2 separate regions of the Homo sapiens genome follow, and region 2 is linked to region 1. Evidence: read pairs that join two places in POLR2A ChIA-PET (ENCODE). Cell type or tissue: MCF 10A. All regions are shown on one strand. Each heading gives the region's core, and the rest is flanking DNA. Links, peaks and the distances in the headings are about the cores only. Region 1 overlaps HEATR4 (HEAT repeat containing 4). Region 2 overlaps PSEN1 (presenilin 1).

Region 1 (9,421 bases), core at 1,422-9,421:
ACCACACCCGGCTAATTTTTGTATTTTCACTAGAGACGGGGTTTCGCCATGTTGGTCAAGCTGGTCTTGAACTCCTGGACTCAGGCAAGCCACCTGCCTCAGTCTCCCAAAGTGCTGGAATTACGGGCGTGAGCCACCACACCCAGCCTCATAAGTTCTTTTCTTTAAGAAGGAAGGATAGCATGAGTTGTTGAAAGGGAGATGGTGAGAAAGAGAAATAAAAGGAAAGTAAAAGAAAGCAAATGTCCGAGGCAGTGGTTCTGAACCTGGGGCTATTTTGCACCCCCAGGGGTCATTTAGCAATATCTAGAGATATTTTTGGTTGTCCAACAGTGGGGGTGCTACTAGCATTGAGGGATGCTGTAAAACATTCTACAATGTACAATGAAACCCCATAACCAAGGAGTATCTGGGCCCAAATGTCAATAGTACCAGGATTGAGAAACCCTGGTAAAAACTTTTAGATGACAATTCATCAATACAAAATTTTGATATCTTTGACCCAGTAGTAATTCTACATCTAGAAATCTATCCTTAAAAAATATTCACTGGCCAGGTGCAGTGGCTAACACCGATAATCCCAACACTTTGGTAGGCTGAGGCAGGTGGATTGCTTGAACTCAAGAGTTCCAGACCAGCCTGAGCAACATGGTGAGACGCTGTTGCTATGAAAAATCAGCATTTTTTTTTTTTTTGAGACAGAGTCTTGCTTTGTCACCTAGCCTGAAATGCAGTGGCGTGATCTTGGCTCACTGCAACCTCCACCTGCCAGGTTCAAGCGATTCTTGTGCCTCACCTGAGTAGCTTGGATTACAGGCATGTGCCACGATGCCCAACTAATTTTTGTATTTTTAGTTGAGATGGAGTTTTGCCATGTTGGCCAGGCTGGTCTTGAACTCCTTGCCCTAAGTGATCCAACTGCCTTGGCCTCCCAAAGTGCTGGGATTACAGGAATGAGCTGCCATGCCAAGCCGAAAAATTTTAAATACAAAAATTAGCCAGGCATGGTGATGTACACCTGTGGTCCCAGCTACTAGGGAGGCTAAGGTGGGAGGATGGCTTGAGCCTGGGATGCAGAGGTTGCAGTGAGCTGAGATGGCGCCACTGCACTCCAGCCTGGGCAATAGAGCCAAACCCTGTCTCGAAAAAAAAAAAAAAAATTCACCCATGTGTACAAAGATATTTACACATAGATGGTTGTTGCTTTTAATTTCAAAACTGGAAATTACTCAAATATCTACCAATCAATAGTTATTTAAAGGAATGACAAGGAAATGTCTATAACGTGTTAAAAAATCAAATTATAGAACAATATGTTGTCCCATTTTTTGCTTAAAAAATGCAGCCAATATACATTATATATAATTTTCTTTTCTTTTCTTTATTCTTTTTTCTTTTTTGAGACAGAGTTTCCCTCTGTCACCCAGGCTGGAGTGCAGTGGTGCAATCTCGGCTCACTGCATCCTCCACCTCCCAGGTTCAAGCGATTCTCCTGCTTCAGCCTCCCAAGTAGTTGGGATTACAGGCGCTTGCCACCATGCCCAGCCAATTTTTCTATTTTTAGTAGTGACAAGGTTTCACCATATTGGCTAAGCTGGTCTCAAACTGCTGACCTCAGGTGATCCACCTGCCTCAGCCTTCCAAAGTGCTGGGATTACAGGCATGAGCCTACATTATGTAAAATTTATTTAAAACCATATATGTGTGTGTGTGTGTGTGTGTGTGTGTGTCTGTGTGTGTGTGTGTGTGTGTCTGCCTGCATAGTTGAATATCTGGAAAGATATAAACCAAACTGAAGACAGAAAGAAGTTCCCTCTGGGCAATGGGATTATTTGTTATAGAAGAATTTTCATGTTTAACTTTAGGATGTTAATATAAAGTTTAGGCTGGGTGTGGTGGCTCATGCCTGTAATCCCAGCACTTTGGGAGGCTGAGGCGGGAGGATCACTTGGGGCCAGGAGTTCGAGACCAGCCTGGCCAACATAGTGAAACCCCGTCTCTACTAAAAAATACAAAAATTAGCCGGGTGTGGTGGCATGTGCCTATAATCCCAGCTACTCAGGTGGCTGAGGCACCAGAATTGCTTGAATGCGGGAGACAGAGGTTGCAGTGAGCCAGGATCGCGCCACTGCACTCCAGCCTGGGCAACAGGGCAAGACTCCCTCTCAATGACAAACAAACAAACAAACAAAAAACCACAGTTTGAATAGGCCATCTGGCCCCAAAAGCCTGAAATATCTACTATCTGGCCTTTTACAGAACAAATTGGCTGAGTCTTGCTATACGTCGTAACAGATGCTATCTAGGATGTTGAATTTCCAACTCTTTTGCTTGCTCATATAACCTATAAAATAATTTTGAAAAATGATGTCACCTCTTTACCTTCTTAAATTGACATCTAAAATGAGGCCAGGCATGATGGCTCACGCCTGCAATCCCAGCACTTTGGGAGGCAGAGGCAAGTGGATCACCTGAGGTCGGGAGTTTGAGACCAGCCTGGCCAACATGGTAAAACCCCGTCTCTACTGAAAATAAAGAAAAATTAGCCAGGTATGGTGGTGCATGCCTGTAATCCCAGCTACTCGGGAGGCTGAGACAGGATAATCGCTTGAACCTGAGAGGCGGAGGTTGCAGTGAGCCTGAGATTGAGCCACTGTACTACAGCCTGGGTGACAGAGATGAGACTCCGTCTCAAAAAAAAAAAATTGACATCTAAAATGTTTTCATTTTAAATAGAAGCAGAGTTTAATTTCAAACATGTAAGTATTCCAGCTTTACATATTGATATTTTAAGTTCAAAACTGAATTTAAATGCATCCATTTGAATCTAAATGCCATAACAGTTTGATAACTACCATCATCCATTTTAAAAATAAAATATGTAAGCTCTTCTTTAAAATTAAAATTACATCTTAAAAAAAAACGCTCACATTTCCTTTATGAAGTAACTTCCACACAGAATTTTATCCTAATATACAATTGTGCTTGAAAGTATTTATTTTTCATCATCACATCTGCAACAAAAATCTGTATTTAAATTGAGGGTTGGGGCATGATGGTACACGTAGTTTTAGCTACATGTGAGGCCAGAGACAGGAGGATCACTTGAGCCCAGGAGTTCAAGTTTATAGTGAGCTATGATCGTGCCTGTGAATAGGTACTAGCTCCTGCACTCTGGCAGCTGGGGCAACATAGTAAGACCAGGTCTCTAAAAAACAAACAAACAAATAAAAAACACCTGATGTAAAAAATGAAGGTTTTAAAATTTATTCTCCATGACTAGAAGACTGTCTATATTTCTTTCAGGTAATCATTACAATTATTATTAGTATACTTCATGTTCCAATTTTCCATACATAAATCAGAAATATTAACCCACACTCCCCTGGGAAACAATTTTATTAACTAGAGTACAGTGCTATGTGCAATTCCTGTTGTATTTAGTCTTATAGATTCCACACATTTCCGAAGTTTTTCCTACTCCCTTCACTGAAGTTGCTCTATACATTTGGTTCTCTTGCTACATGCAGTCCGTATTCCTTCCTAGATCCCCTTACTTCCTAAATGTTTTTGTTTTAATTTGCATACATTAACGTTTACTCTGGCTGGGTGGGGTGCCTCATGCCTGCAATCCCAGCACTTTGGGAGGCTGAGATGGGTGGATCACCTGAGGGCCAGGAGTTCCAGACCAGCCTGGCCAACATGGTGAAACCCCCATCTCTACTAAAAATACAAAAACTAACTGGGCATGGTGGTGTGTGCCTGTAATCTCAGCTACTTGGGTGGCTGAGGCATTTAAAAGAAGCTTGAATTTGGAAGGCGGAGGTTATGGTGAGCCGAGATTGCACCATTGCACTCCAGCCTGGGTGACAAGAGTGAAACTCTGTCTCAAAAAATAAGGTTCACTCTTCTTGCTGTAAAGTTCTACAGGTTTTAACAAATGAATAATGTCATGTAACCATCATATATTATACAGAATATTCAGAATAGTTTCACCACCTTAAAAAGTCTCCTGTGCTTCCCTTTTTTTGTTTGAGATGGAGTCTCGAAGTCTGGCTGTGTCGCCCAGACTGGAGTGCAGTGGCGCAGTCTCGGCCCATTGCAGCCTCCGCCTTCTGGGTTCAAGTAATTCTCCTGCCTCAGCCTCCTGAGTAGCTAGGATTACAATCGCCTGCCACCATGCCTGGTTAATTTTTGAATTTTTAGTAGAGACAGAGTTTCACCACATTGGCCAGGCTGGTCTTGAACTTCTGACCTCAGGTGATCTGCCCGCCTCAGGCTTCCAAAGTGCTGGGGTTACAGGTGTGAGCCACTGTGCCCGGCCTAATTTTTGTATTTTTAGTAGAGACTGGGTTTCACCATGTTGGCCAGGCTGGTCTCAAACTCTTGGCCTCAAGTCATCTGCCTGCGTGGGCCTCCTAAAGTGCTGGGATTACAGGCGTGAGCCAGTGTGCCCGGCCTGTGCTTCACTTATTCAACCCTCCTTTCCTCCCCACAAATACCTGTCAACCACTGATTTTTCTTTTTTCCTCTCCTTTTTTTGTTTTGTTTTTGTTTTTTATTTTGAGACAGGGTCTCCTCCTGTTGCCTAAGCTGGAGTTGCAGTGGTATGATCATGGCTCACTGCAGCCTCAACTGCCCCTGCTCAAGTGATCCTCCCACCTCAGCCTCCCGAGTAGCTGGACAACTACTGATGTTTTTATTTTTTTATTTTTTTTTGAGATGGAGTCTCGCTCTGTCACCCAGGCTGGAGTGCAGTGGCACGATCTTGGCTCACTGCAAGCTCCGCCTCCCAGGTTCACGCCATTCTCCTGCCTCAGCCTCCCGAGTAGCTGGGACTACAGGTGCCCGCCACCATGCCCGGCTAATTTTTTTTTTGTATTTTTAGTAGAGACGGGGTTTCACCTTGTTAGCCAGGATGGTCTCGATCTCCTGACCTCGTGATCCGCCCGCGTCGGCCTCCCAAAGTGCTTGGGATTACAGGCATGAGCCACCATGCCCGGCCTTTTTTTACTATCTCTATAGCTTTGTCTTTTACACAATGTCATATAATTGGAATTATACAGTATGTTGCCTTTTCCGGCTGCCTTCTTTCACCTAGCAATACATATCTTTTTTTTTCTTTGAGACACAGTCTCACTTTGTTGCCCAGGTTGAAGTGCAGTGGCACCATCTCACCTCACTGCAATATCTCACTCCCGGGTTCAAGTGATTCTCGTGCCTCAGCCTCCCAAGTAGCTGGGATTACAGGCGTGCACCGCCACCCCCCGCTAATTTTTGTATTTTTAGTAAAGATGGGGTTTCACCATGTTGGCCAAGCTGGTCTCAAACTCCTGACCTCAAGTGATCTGCCTGCCTCGGCCTCCCAAATTGCTGGGATTACAGGCGTCAGCCAACCTCCTGGCAGCAATACACATTTGAAGAGGTTCATGTCTCTACTAAAATAATTAACTCTACTAGTTCTGTCTCTACTAAAATAATTAAAATAATGCATGTCTTTTTCTGGCTTCACAGCTCATTTCTTTCTTTCTTTCTTTCTTTTTTTTTTGAGATGGAGTCTTGCTCTGCTGCCCAGGCTGGAGTGCAGTGGTGTGTTCTCGGCTCACTGCAACCTCTGACCCCCGGGTTCAATCGATTCTTCTGCCTCAGCCTCCTAAGTAGTGGAAATACAGGCACATGCCACCACGCCCAGGTAATTTTTGTATTTTTACAAGAGACAGGGTTTCACCATGTTAGTCAGGCTGGTCTCGAACTCCTGACCTTGTGATCCGCCTGCCTTGGCCTCCCAAAGTGCTGAGATTACAAGTATGAGCCACCGCGCCAGGCATCGTTTCTTTTTACCTCTGAATACTCTTCCATTGTGTAGGTGCACCAGTTTGTTCATTCACTTCTTGAAAGACATCTTGGTTGCTTCTAGTTTTGGGTGATTATAATAAAGCTTCTACAAACATTCATGTACAGGTCAGACTTACTTTGTATCATGACTTCATTTTTTATTTCACATACAATATTCAAAAAACATAATAAAATATTAAAAATAAATATAACAAATATAAGAATAAATCTTGAAAATTAAAATTAAAATAATATGGTCCATTATAATTGATTAATCTTTTTTTATTTTGAGACAAAGTCTCTCTCTGTCGCCCAGGCTAGAGTACAGTGGCGCAATCTTGGCTCACTGCAACCTCTGCCTCCTGGTTCAAGCGATTCTTCTGCCTCAGCCTCCCGAGTAGCTGAGATTACAGGCATCTGCGCCATGCCTGGCTAATTTTTGTATTTTTAGTAGAGATGGGGTTTCACCATGTTGGCCAGGCTGGTCTTGAACTCCCGACCTCAAGTGAGCTGCCTGCCTTGGCCTCCCAAAGTGCTGGGATCACAGGTGTGAGCCACCGTGCCCAGCCAATTATTCATTTTTTAAGAAATGAAAAACAAGATAAATAATACATTGGTTTTATTACTTAACTAGTAATAACGCCATATAATGTATAGCTGAAATTATAACTTATTAGTGAAGTAAAGAATATTATAAGAGATATTGTGTTCCTTCTACAAATGTGTGAGTGAACATATATCGAACTCTGGTGTTAGGCTTTTATTTTTATTTTTTAATGGGCAGCTTTTCAAGCCAGAGTAGGCTGAGAGAGACTACCCTGGTGTTAGGCTTTTGAGATTAATTAAAGAATAATCTCTGGGCATGGTGGCTCACGCCTGTAATCTCAGCACTTTGGGAGGCTGAGGCAGGCAGATCATGAGGTCAGGAGTTCAAGACCAGCCTGGCCAACATGGTGAAACCCTGTCTCTACTAAAAATACAAAAAAATTAGCTGGGCGTGGCCGGGAGCGGAGGCTCATGCCTGTAATCCCAGCACTTTGGGAGGCCGAGGCCGGCGGATCACCTGAGTTCGAGACCAGCCTGGCCAACATGGAGAAACGCTGTCTCTACTAAAAATACAAAATTAGTAGGGTGTGGTGGCGCATGCCTGTAATCCCAGCTACTTGGGAGGCTGAGGCAGGAGAATCCCTTGAACTCTGGGGGCAGAGGTTGCGGTGAGCCGAGATCGCACCATTGCACCCCAGCCTGGGCAACAAGAGCGAAACTCCGTCTCAAAAAAAAAAAAAAAAGAAAGAAAGAAAGAAAGAAAAAAAAACGCCGGGCGCAGTGGCTGACACCGTAATCCCAGCACTTTGGGAGGCCGAGGCGGGCTGGTCACAAGGTCAGGAGATTGAGACCCTCCTGGCTAACACGGTGAAACCTCGTCTCTACTAAAAATACAAAAAATTAGCTGGGCGTGGTGGTGGGCGCCTGTAGTCCCAGCTACTCGGGAGGCTGAGGCAGGAGAATGGCGTGAACCCGGGAGGCGGAGCTGGCAGTGAGCCGAGATGGCGCCACTGCACTCCAGCCTGGGAGAGAGTGTGAGACTCCGTCTCAAAAAAAACAAACAAACAAACAAAAAAATTAGCTGGGCGTGGTGGCGGGCGCCTGTAATCCCAGCTGCTTCAGAGGCTGAGGCAAGAGAATCACTTGAACCCGGGAGTCGGAGATTGCAGTAAGCCGAGATTGCGCCACTGAACTCCAGCCTGGGCGACAGAGTGGGACTCCGTCTCAAAAAGAAAAAAAAAAAGGAGACACCCTATAGCCAAAGAGGCCTTCACTTGGGCTCTGCCGCTCACATGAGACACGTTTGGCATATGCACTCATGTTTTCATGTTTCTCTGCAGCCTGTGAAGCCCCGCGCACCAAATCCCTGGTTACAAAGTTCAGTCCCAGGCCTAACCACACGAAGCAAAGTTCGTTCATCACTTGTCAAAGATCTACGCACCTCCCCCGAGAAAAGGATTGCTGTGGGACCATTTAGATCCGACTACCCAGCTCTTTATCTGGGTAAATTCTCAGAGAGAACATTTTTTTCTCCCATCATGTCTTCTCCCTCTGGAAAGAAAGGTGCTCATCTCTAAGCTGAACACTTGTCTTACTTCAAGATGCAGGAAGCAGTGGACCTGGTCACATTGGGTCTTTTTAATTGATACTGTACAATCTTGTTGTCACTATGTTTATAAAGAGAAATTATTTAACAGTAGACCTCATGTCTTAATGCGCACTATTTACATGGAAGGTTAAAGAAAATTGACATCACATTAGATGACAGAGCATATTTTTCCACGCCCCAGAAAGGTCATGTACTAAATATGGGTCAGAGTTCCAAATCTTTCTAAAGCAGTAATATTGAAGGATCCAGCATCTTTTCCAAACGGTACAAATTGCCCTCTGAAACTCAAATTAGGGCTGGGCACTGTGGCTTATGCCTATAATCCCAGCACTTTGAGAGGCCAAGGTGGGTGAATCACATGAGGCCAGGAGTTTGAAACCATCCTGGCTAACATGGTGAAACCTCGTCTCTACTAAAAATACAAAAAAATTAGCTGAGTGTGGTGGCACACACCTGTAATCCCAGCTACTAGGTGGGCTGAGGCAGGAGAATAGCTTGAACCCAGGGGGCAGAGTTTGCAGTGAGCCGAGATTGCGCCACAGCATTCCAGCCTGGATGACAGAATGAGACTGTCTCAAAAAATAATAAAATAAAATAAAACCCAAACTAGAATCCCATTTGTCTAGGAAAGAAACAGCTTAGGTGACTTTTTAAATCTACAAGTCTTGTCTTGTTCTAGATTAGGTTCTTTAACCACAGCCCACAGAGCAATGTGGAAGCCATGTCACGGGACTATTACAAAAAATCCAGGCCAGCGTAATCATTTCCCCCTTTGTACTATGTGGGTGGATGTGAATGCATCTCTACCCTTGGGAAACAACTCTGCAGTTTCACACGGCAGATTAGCAATTCTCATGAGCCTCAATGTACTTAATATTTGAAATACTCAAGCATCATAGAATAGCTGTAAACTGAATCTATATCATAAGATGAGATTCTGTAAGAGCACATGATACCCAAAAATTGCCATGGATGAGTAAAGACCCAGATTTCCAAGTAGTGTGAATCCAGCTTCCTTTCCTAAATACTGATTGCTATTTATACCCTAAAATGTTTGAGACATTCATTAATGAAAATAAAGACAACATGAACCTCTCCCCTTTTTTCTTCCCCTAATCACATCCTTTCTTCCCGTGGCTCTGTTATTGTCAAAAATATAAAAAGCAAGGCCGGGCATGGAGGCTCATGCCTGTAATCCCAGCACTTTGGGAGGCCGAGGCAGGCAGATCACCTGAGGTCAGGATTTCGAGACCAGCCTGGCCAACATAGTGAAACCCCGTCTCTACTAAAAATACAAAAATTAGCGGGGCATGGTGGCAGGCACCTGTAATCCCAGCTACTCCGGAGACTGAGGCAGGAGAATCATTTGAACCTGGGAGGCGGATGTTGCATTGAGCCGAGATCTCGCCACTGCACTCCAGCCTGAGCGAC
Region 2 (8,000 bases), core at 1-8,000, 290 kb after region 1:
CAACAGTAATGTAGTCCACAGCAACGTTATAGGTTTTAAACACTTCCCTGAAAAAAAATTACACAGATTTTAAAAGATGTACAATAATTTTCACCAAAACATTATTTAGAATAATGTGATGGCTCCCAAACATTAGATATTAATATCCCACCTTTATAATTTTACCATAACCTATATCAACTGTGCTATTATTTATTTAATACTTCCCTTTAAATTAATTTACTCTTTTTTTGTTTTTGTTTTTGTTTTTGAGCCAGGGTCTCATTTTGTTGCCCAGGCTGGAGTAAAGTGGTGCAATCACGGCTCACTGCAGTCTTTACCTCCGGAGATCAGGTGGTCTTCCCAGCTCAGCCTCCTAAGTAGCTGGGACAACAGGTGTGTGCCACTATGCCCAGCTAATTTTTCTAATTTTTTTTGTACAGATAGGGTTTCAACATGTTGCCCAGGTTGGTCTAAAACTCCTGGGTTCAAGCAATCCACCCGTCTCAGCCTCCCAAAGTGCTGGGATTACAAGCATGAGCCACGGTGCCTGGCCAATTAATTCACTTTTTTCCCTCAAGTTGAACAATTCACTTTTTTTTTCCCAAGCTGAACTTTTTCTTAATAGGAAGCTCTGTATCATTCATATAAATGGGAAACCAGTTGCACAGGCCATAACTATAAAAATGAGTACGAAGAGGAAAAAAGATCATATCATACCTAAAATGCCATACTATACTTTGGGAAATATTAGTTTAAAACATCTGAAATTAGAAAAAATTAAACATGTGCTAACAAATTTTATAGCTAGGACATAAATTTTCATACAATGAGATTTAGCAGTCATTAAAAATAGATATATGCAGGCTAGGCACAGTGGCTCACACTCTAATCCCAGCAATTTGGGAGGCTGAGGTGAGAGGATCACTTGAGGCCAGGAATTCCAGACGAGCCTGGGCAACACAGTGAGACTCTATCACTACAAAAAAATTTTAAAATTAGCTAAAGTTGATGGCACATGCCTGCAGTCCCAGCTACTCAGGAGGCTGGGGCAGGAAGATAGCTTGAGCCTGGGAGTTAGAGGCTGTGTGAGCTATGATCACACTACTGCACTCCAGCCTGGGCAACACAGCAAGACCCTAAAACTAAAAAAGAAAAGAAAAAAAAAATATATGTACGTATTTTGGAATTTCAAAGTGGGAGATAAATCATTTTTCCAGACAGTATCTGAAACCCAAAGTTTATGCTTAAATAAAGGTGTGCTTTCTTTCACCTTCAAAGCGGGAGAAGAATCATCATACACACACACACACTTATACATACACATATATACAAATACATTTTTTAATACACACATATAAACATGGAGTATAGGCATAACACACTGTTGCTTGAAAAAATATAGGATCCCATTTATGATCCCATTTATGCAAAGTAGTGTGAGAGAAGAGTAGATGAGAAATTGATATATTAATTCCTGAAAGGATGACAGGACTTATCTTTAGGTGGTGGGAATCTGGTCATTTTTCTTCTTTATAATCTTATATAATGTCTTTTTTAAAAAAACAATGAATGTTAAGTATTTTTATAATGAAGAAAATGCTATTTTAATTCTGGGGAGGCAAAATCCACCATCTAACAACAAAGAGATTGCAACTGTAGAAGATGCCTGAGGTAACTGAGGAGAAAGCAAGCACGCCTTTAGGCATAAACTTTCAGTTTCAGGTACCATCCAAAAAGATGATTCCTCTCCCACTTTGAAATTCCAAAATAGAGTAAACATTGAAATTTCTGGACGATGTAGATATTTATATTAAGCATTTCCAGTATCCTCAAACTAAAAAACAAAAACAAAAACAATCTATTTATTAATCTTTGGCCAGGTAACACATGAATAAGATATAAAATTCACAACAGATACTGTGAAAAGTAGGTTTTCTCCCCACTGTGCCCCATGGTTCCCCTCTTTAGAGGAAAGCACTACTTTTTCTTGAGATGGGGTCTTGCTATGTTGCCCAGGCTGGCTATGAACTCCTAGGCTCAAGCAGTCCTCCTGTCTCCACCTCCAAAAATGTTGAGATTACAGGTGTGAGCCACCGTGCCTGATTGGAAAGCACTACTATTAATTTCATGTACATCCTTCCAGAAAGTCTATACATGTCATATATATACTTTTCTACTTGACACAAATGATAGCATATTTTAATTTTTTTTTTTTTTTTTTTTAAATAGAGACAAGGTCTGACTGTCACCCTGGATAGAGGGCACAACCACAGTTCACTGCAGCCCCAAAGTCCTTGGCTCAAGTGATCCTCCTGACTCAGCCTCCCAAGCAGCTGGGGCTACAGGCATGCACCACCACGCCTGGCTAAGTTTTGTATTTTTTGTAGAGATGGAGTTTCAACCATGTTGCCCAGGATGGTCTAGAACCCCTGGGCTCAAAGGATCCTCCCACCTCGGCCTCCCAAATAGGTGAGATTACAAGTGTGAGCCACCACACCCAGCCTTAAAATTCTCAATAGATCTTGCATATTATCTTTTTTACCCCTCTAAGCTGTCAGTTTATTCACTTAAAATATCTATTTCTTCAGAAGCAGGAGCAGGGACTGCTGGACCTCAGTGTCCCCTGCCTTCCTCTGCACAGCCTGCACTAGCAGCTCTGAGTACAATGTACATAAGGAGGGGTAACCTGAGCTGGAGAGGGCCTGGAGCCACATCAGACCCCTCCACCCCGTTGTTGGCCTACAACTGGCTGTGGATCCAAAGGAAGTTAGAGGCCAGCTCAGTCTACACCTGCTACTGCTCAGTGCCCACCCGGTCAAGGGAGACCAACACATGGTAAAGGTCAAGGGCTTCTTGGAAGGCAGTCAGCAGCCTGTGCAAGATGTTCTCCACACTGCTCAGCTTAAGGGGAGCTGGGGGCAGGACCTCAGCTGGCATCTCTGCTTCACCAGTGTCCAGGGCTTGCACAATTCTTGTTTACTCGTAGATATTTAATCTTTTTTGCTGCTATCATAAATGGGACTTATCCTTTTATTATGTTTTCTAACTAGTTGTTTATGTGAAGGTTATTGATTTGTGTTTTCACTTTATTTTTTTGAAATGGAGTTTCACTCTTGTTGCCCAGGTGGGAGTGCAATGGTGCGATCTCGGCTCACAGCAACCTCCATCTCCCAGGTTCACGCCACTCTCCTGCCTCAGCCTCCAGAGTAGCTGGAATTACAGGCACCCACCACCACGCCCGGCTAATTTTTTGTATTTTTAGTAGAGGTGGGTTTTCACCACGTTGGCCAGGCTGGTCTCAAACTCCTAACCTCAGGTGAACCACCCGCCTCGGCCTCCCAAAGTGCTGGGATTACAGGCATGAGCCACGGCACCCAGACAGGGGACTTTTGTTTAATTTTGTAATCAATTAATTGCCTTACCAAACTTACTTAGTAATTTGAATTGGTTTTCAGTTAGTTCTAAAACAAAGTAAACAATCATTTTATCTCCAAATATTGGTAATTTAACCTTCTTTTCCAAATTATATAGTTCGTATTTCTTTCTCCTGTTTAATTGTGTTTGCTAGTCCCTCCAGAGCAATGCTAGATAATTGGTGATAAAGAAAACCTTCATCTCAGCCAGGCACAGTGGCTCACGCCTGTAATCCCAGCATTTTGGGAGGCGGAGGCAGGTGGATCACCTGAGGTCAAGAGTTTGAGAACAGCCTGGCCAACATGGTGAAACCCCTGCTCTACTAAAAATGCAAAAATTAGCCGGGCATAGTGGCAGGTGCCTGTAATCCCAGCTACTTGGGAGGCCTTGATGCAGGAGAATCGCTTGAACCCAGGAGGCAGAAGTTCCTGTGAGCCGAGATCACACCATTGCACTCCAGCCTGGATGACAGAGTGAGACTCTATCTCAGAAAAAACAAAACAAAAAACAAACAAACAAAAGAAAGAAAAGAAAACCTCCATCTCATTCCTGACCTTAATAGGCAAGCTTCTAGCTTCCCTATGAGGATGACATTGGCCTTTAGAATGAGATGCATACATTTTATAATGTTAGAGATTTAGTTATTTATTTATTTTTAGAGACTGAGTCACCCAGCCTGGGGTGCAGTGGTGCAATCATAGCTCACTGCAGCCTTGAATTCCTGGGCTGAAGCCATCCTCCCGCCTTAGTCTCCCATGCAGCTAGAACTACATGCACACACCACAACTGGCTAATTTATTTTTTGTAGAGGCAAAGTCTTGTTATGTTGCGCAGGTTGGTATCCAACTTTCAACCTCAAGCTATCCTCCTACCTTAGCCTCCCAGAGTATTGAGATTATAAACATGAGCCACCACACCCGACCCCGTCTATTTATTAAGGAATCTGATCAAGAACAGGAATCTTATCAAATGCCTTTTAGCACATACAGAGATGATGATCTAGTAATATGGCAACTTATAATGAACGATTCTGCAAACAAACTCCACTTGGTCAAATGTATTATTATGGCAGGGTGCGGTGGCTCAGGCCTGTTAATTCCAGCACTTTGGGAGGCCAAGGCGGGCGGATCACGAGGTCAGGAGATCGAGACCATCCTGGCCAACATGGTGAAACTCTGTCTCTACTAAAAATGCAAAAATTAGCTGGGCATGGTGGTGCGCACCTGTAGTCCCGGTTACTCAGGGGGCTGAGGCAGGAGAATCGCTTGAATCCAGGAGGTGGGGGTTGCAGTGAGCCGAGATCATGCCACTGCACTCCAGCCTGGGCAACAGCGTGAGACTCAAAAAAAAAAAGTATTATTCTTTTCATCTATTGCTGAATTCTCTTAATATTCTGTTATGCTTTTGAAATCAATAAATATAACCGACCAATAGTTTTCTTTTACTTGATAACTTGCAGGGCTTTAGTTATTAATGTTATGCTGGCTTCATAAAATTAATCTGGAAGCTTTTTTTCTTTTTATATGTTCGGAACACTTAGTATTAGAGTTACCATTCCTTAAAGGTTTAACAGAATTTCCCCATTAATCCACTGGGGCCTGGTACTATTGTTATTTGTGCAGGTGGGGTGGAAACTTCTTCAGTAACTTTCTGTACCTCTTCTTTACTCTGTTTAGATATTCTCTCTTTAGGGGTCAGTTTTGATAATTTTTTTTCTAGAATATCATCCATTTCACATAGATTCTCATATTTGCTTCTTCTGTCTGTGGTTATTTCCCTTAATCCTCTACCAAAGAAATAACTCTCCAATTTATTTATTAGTTTGACTGCCTCTTCGAATTTAAGAGCTAGTGCAATTGTTTACAAACTGTATTCTGCCACTTGAGCTGAGAAAAAGGCCAGGCTGGCACATCTCTGAGCTTCACTATTCTCTTTGACAGACTAGATCCACTTTTTTCTATATTATATATGAAAATTTCATATAAGATTTCATTTGAAAGAAAAAAGAGTCACTGATAAAAAACAATATAGAAGTATGAAAATCAATTATTTTGGTTTTTATACATTCTTAAAACCCTTTCTTAAAACATTCTGATGCACAGACTTCTACTAGAAGACTATATAATCTTCAAAAAGGCTTAGAATTAACTGTAGTCTTAAGTTCTTTCAGTTCTACTTATTATAAGCAAGGAGCAACAGAAGAATGTCTCAATTAGTAATACTGACTAGTCTTTTATATACCAAGTATGACCTATATGTGGAAACAATTAAAACTTCAGAGTAATTCATCAACAAAGTACATGGCTTTAAATGATAGCTACACAGCACAAAGGTAGTTAATTCTGAAAGACAGACCAAAAATTTCACAACTTACCCCAAGTAAATGAATGAAAAAAAGAACAGCAACAATAGAGATGATATAATAAGCCAGGCATGGATGACCTAGAAAAGAAAGCATTTCAATATAATTAACAGGTCCCACAACCCTTAAAAAGTACAGATTTTTTTTTTCTTTTTTGAGACAGGGTCTCACTTTGTCGCCCAGACTGGAGTGCAGTGGCACGATCTCAGCTCACCACAACCTCTGCCTCCTGGGTTCAAGCAATTCTCGTGCTTAAGCCTCCTGAGTAGGTGGAACCACGCGTGCGCGCCACCACGCTAGGCTAATTTTTGTATTTTTAGTAGAGACAGGGTTTCGCCATGTTGCCCAGGCTGGTCTCAAATTCCTGACCTCAAGTGATCCGCCCGCCTCAGACTCCCAAAGTGCTGAGATTACAGATGTGCACCACTATGCCCGGCCCACATCTCTCTTTAAAACAACTTTATAAAATAGTACAATTTGGCAAAGGCCAACAGAATGGCTTTACCTAGATATTGGTACTCCTTGGACATTTGAATATTCTTTTTTTTTTTCTGAGACGGAGTTTCGCTCTTGTTGCCCAGAATGGAGTGCAATGGCGCAATCTCGGCTCACCGCAACCTCCGCCTCCAGGGTTCAAGCAATTCTCCTGCCTCAGCCCCCCAAGTAGCTGGGATTACAGACATGTGCCACCACACCTGGCTAATTCTGTATTTTTAGTAGAGACACAGTTTCTCCATGTTGGTCAGGCTGGTCTCGAACTCCCGACCTGAGGTGATCCACCTGCCTTGGCCTCCCAAAGTGCTAGGATTACAGGTTGCCACCGCACCTAGCCAACATTTGAATATTCTAAATTATATCCAGATACAACAAAGTTGTTTCTGGTGTTCTTCCACAAAAATTTTCCAACATTTTGTTACAAAAATGTTCGAACACACAGCAAAATTTAATTAATTTTACAGTGAACACCCATATATCACCTAGAGTCTACCATTCATATTTTGCAGTACTTGGTTTATAAAATTTCTGTCTAGCTCCTCATCCATTAGTCTTTGTTATTATTAATACATATCAAAGTAAACTGAGAGATCGGGCGCAGTGACTCATGCCTGTAATCCCAGCACTTTGGGAGGCCACGGCAGGCGGATCATGAGGCCAGGAGTTCAAGACCAGCCTGGCCAATATGGTGAACCCCATCTCTACTAAAAATACAAAAATTGCTTCCAACCCTTGACTTGGGACTTCTGGCCTCTGGAACTATGAGAAAAGAAATACATCTTAAAAATTGTTTTAAGCGCTCTCCCTCTCCCTCTCCCTCTCTCTCCCCACGGTCTCCCTCTCCCTCTCTTTCCACGGTCTCCCTCTCATGCTGAGCCGAAGCTGGACTGTACTGCTGCCATCTCGGCTCACTGCAACCTCCCTGCCTGATTCTCCTGACTCAGCCTGCCGAGTGCCTGCGATTGCAGACTCACGCCGCCACGCCTGACTGGTTTTGGTGGAGACGGGGTTTCGCTGTGTTGGCCAGGCCGGTCTCCAGCCCCTAACCGCAAGTGATCCACCAGCCTCGGCCTCCCGAGGTGCCGGGATTGCAGACGGAGTCTCGTTCACTCAGTGCTCAATGGTGCCCAGGCTGGAGTGCAGTGGCGTGATCTCGGCTCGCTACAACCTCCACCTCCCAGCCGCCTGCCTTGGCCTCCCAAAGTGCCGAGATTGTAGCCTCTGCCCGGCCGCCACCCCGTCTGGGAAGTGAGGAGCGTCTCTGCCTGGCCGCCCATCATCTGGGATGTGAGGAGCCCCTCTGCCTGGCTGCCCAGTCTGGAAAGTGAGGAGCGTCTCCGCCCGGCCGCCATCCCACCTAGGAAGTGAGGAGCACCTCTGCCCGGCTGCCATCACATCTAGGAAGTGAGGAGCGTCTCTGCCCGGCCGCCCATCGTCTGAGATGTGGGGAGCGCCTCTGCCCCGCCGCCCCGTCTGGGATGTGAGGAGCACCTCTGCCCGGCCGCGACCCCGTCTGGGAGGTGAGGAGCATCTCTGCCCGGCCGCCCCGTCTGAGAAGTGAGGAGCCCCTCCGCCCGGCAGCCGCCCCGTCTGGGAAGTGAGGAGCCCCTCCGCCCGGCAGCCGCCCCGTCTGGGAAGTGAGGAGCGTCTCCGCCCGGCAGCCACCCCGTCCGGGAGGGAGGTGGGGGGGGTCAGCCCCCCGCCAGGCCAGCCGCCCCATCCGGGAGGGAGGTGGGGGGGTCAGCCC

What was found. Peaks named below come from ENCODE experiments on the same cell type or tissue, not always from the same donor. Only the 100,000 strongest peaks of a DNase experiment are listed, where the experiment ranks them.
Region 2: POLR2A ChIA-PET joins it to region 1 with 6 read pairs; 2 of 35 experiments call an interaction of 5 or more read pairs at or near these places.

Annotation. Positions count from the first base shown.
Region 1 is chr14:73,477,143-73,486,563 of GRCh38, reverse strand. HEATR4 (HEAT repeat containing 4) reads left to right here. Exons shown (of 18, transcript NM_001220484.1): 18 at 7,722-8,080. The coding sequence ends at 7,958. Among named protein-coding and RNA genes, the nearest start is that of RIOX1, 9.1 kb to the left of the region's middle. In MCF 10A, for the core only: no CTCF peak of the experiment used is centred there; a DNase peak (open chromatin) is centred at 8,743.
Region 2 is chr14:73,184,691-73,192,690 of GRCh38, reverse strand. PSEN1 (presenilin 1) reads right to left here. Exons shown (of 12, transcript NM_000021.4): 6 at 5,771-5,838; 7 at 1-47. Among named protein-coding and RNA genes, the nearest start is that of PAPLN, 49 kb to the left of the region's middle. RefSeq lists an enhancer at 6,931-7,549. In MCF 10A, for the core only: no CTCF peak of the experiment used is centred there; a DNase peak (open chromatin) is centred at 4,090.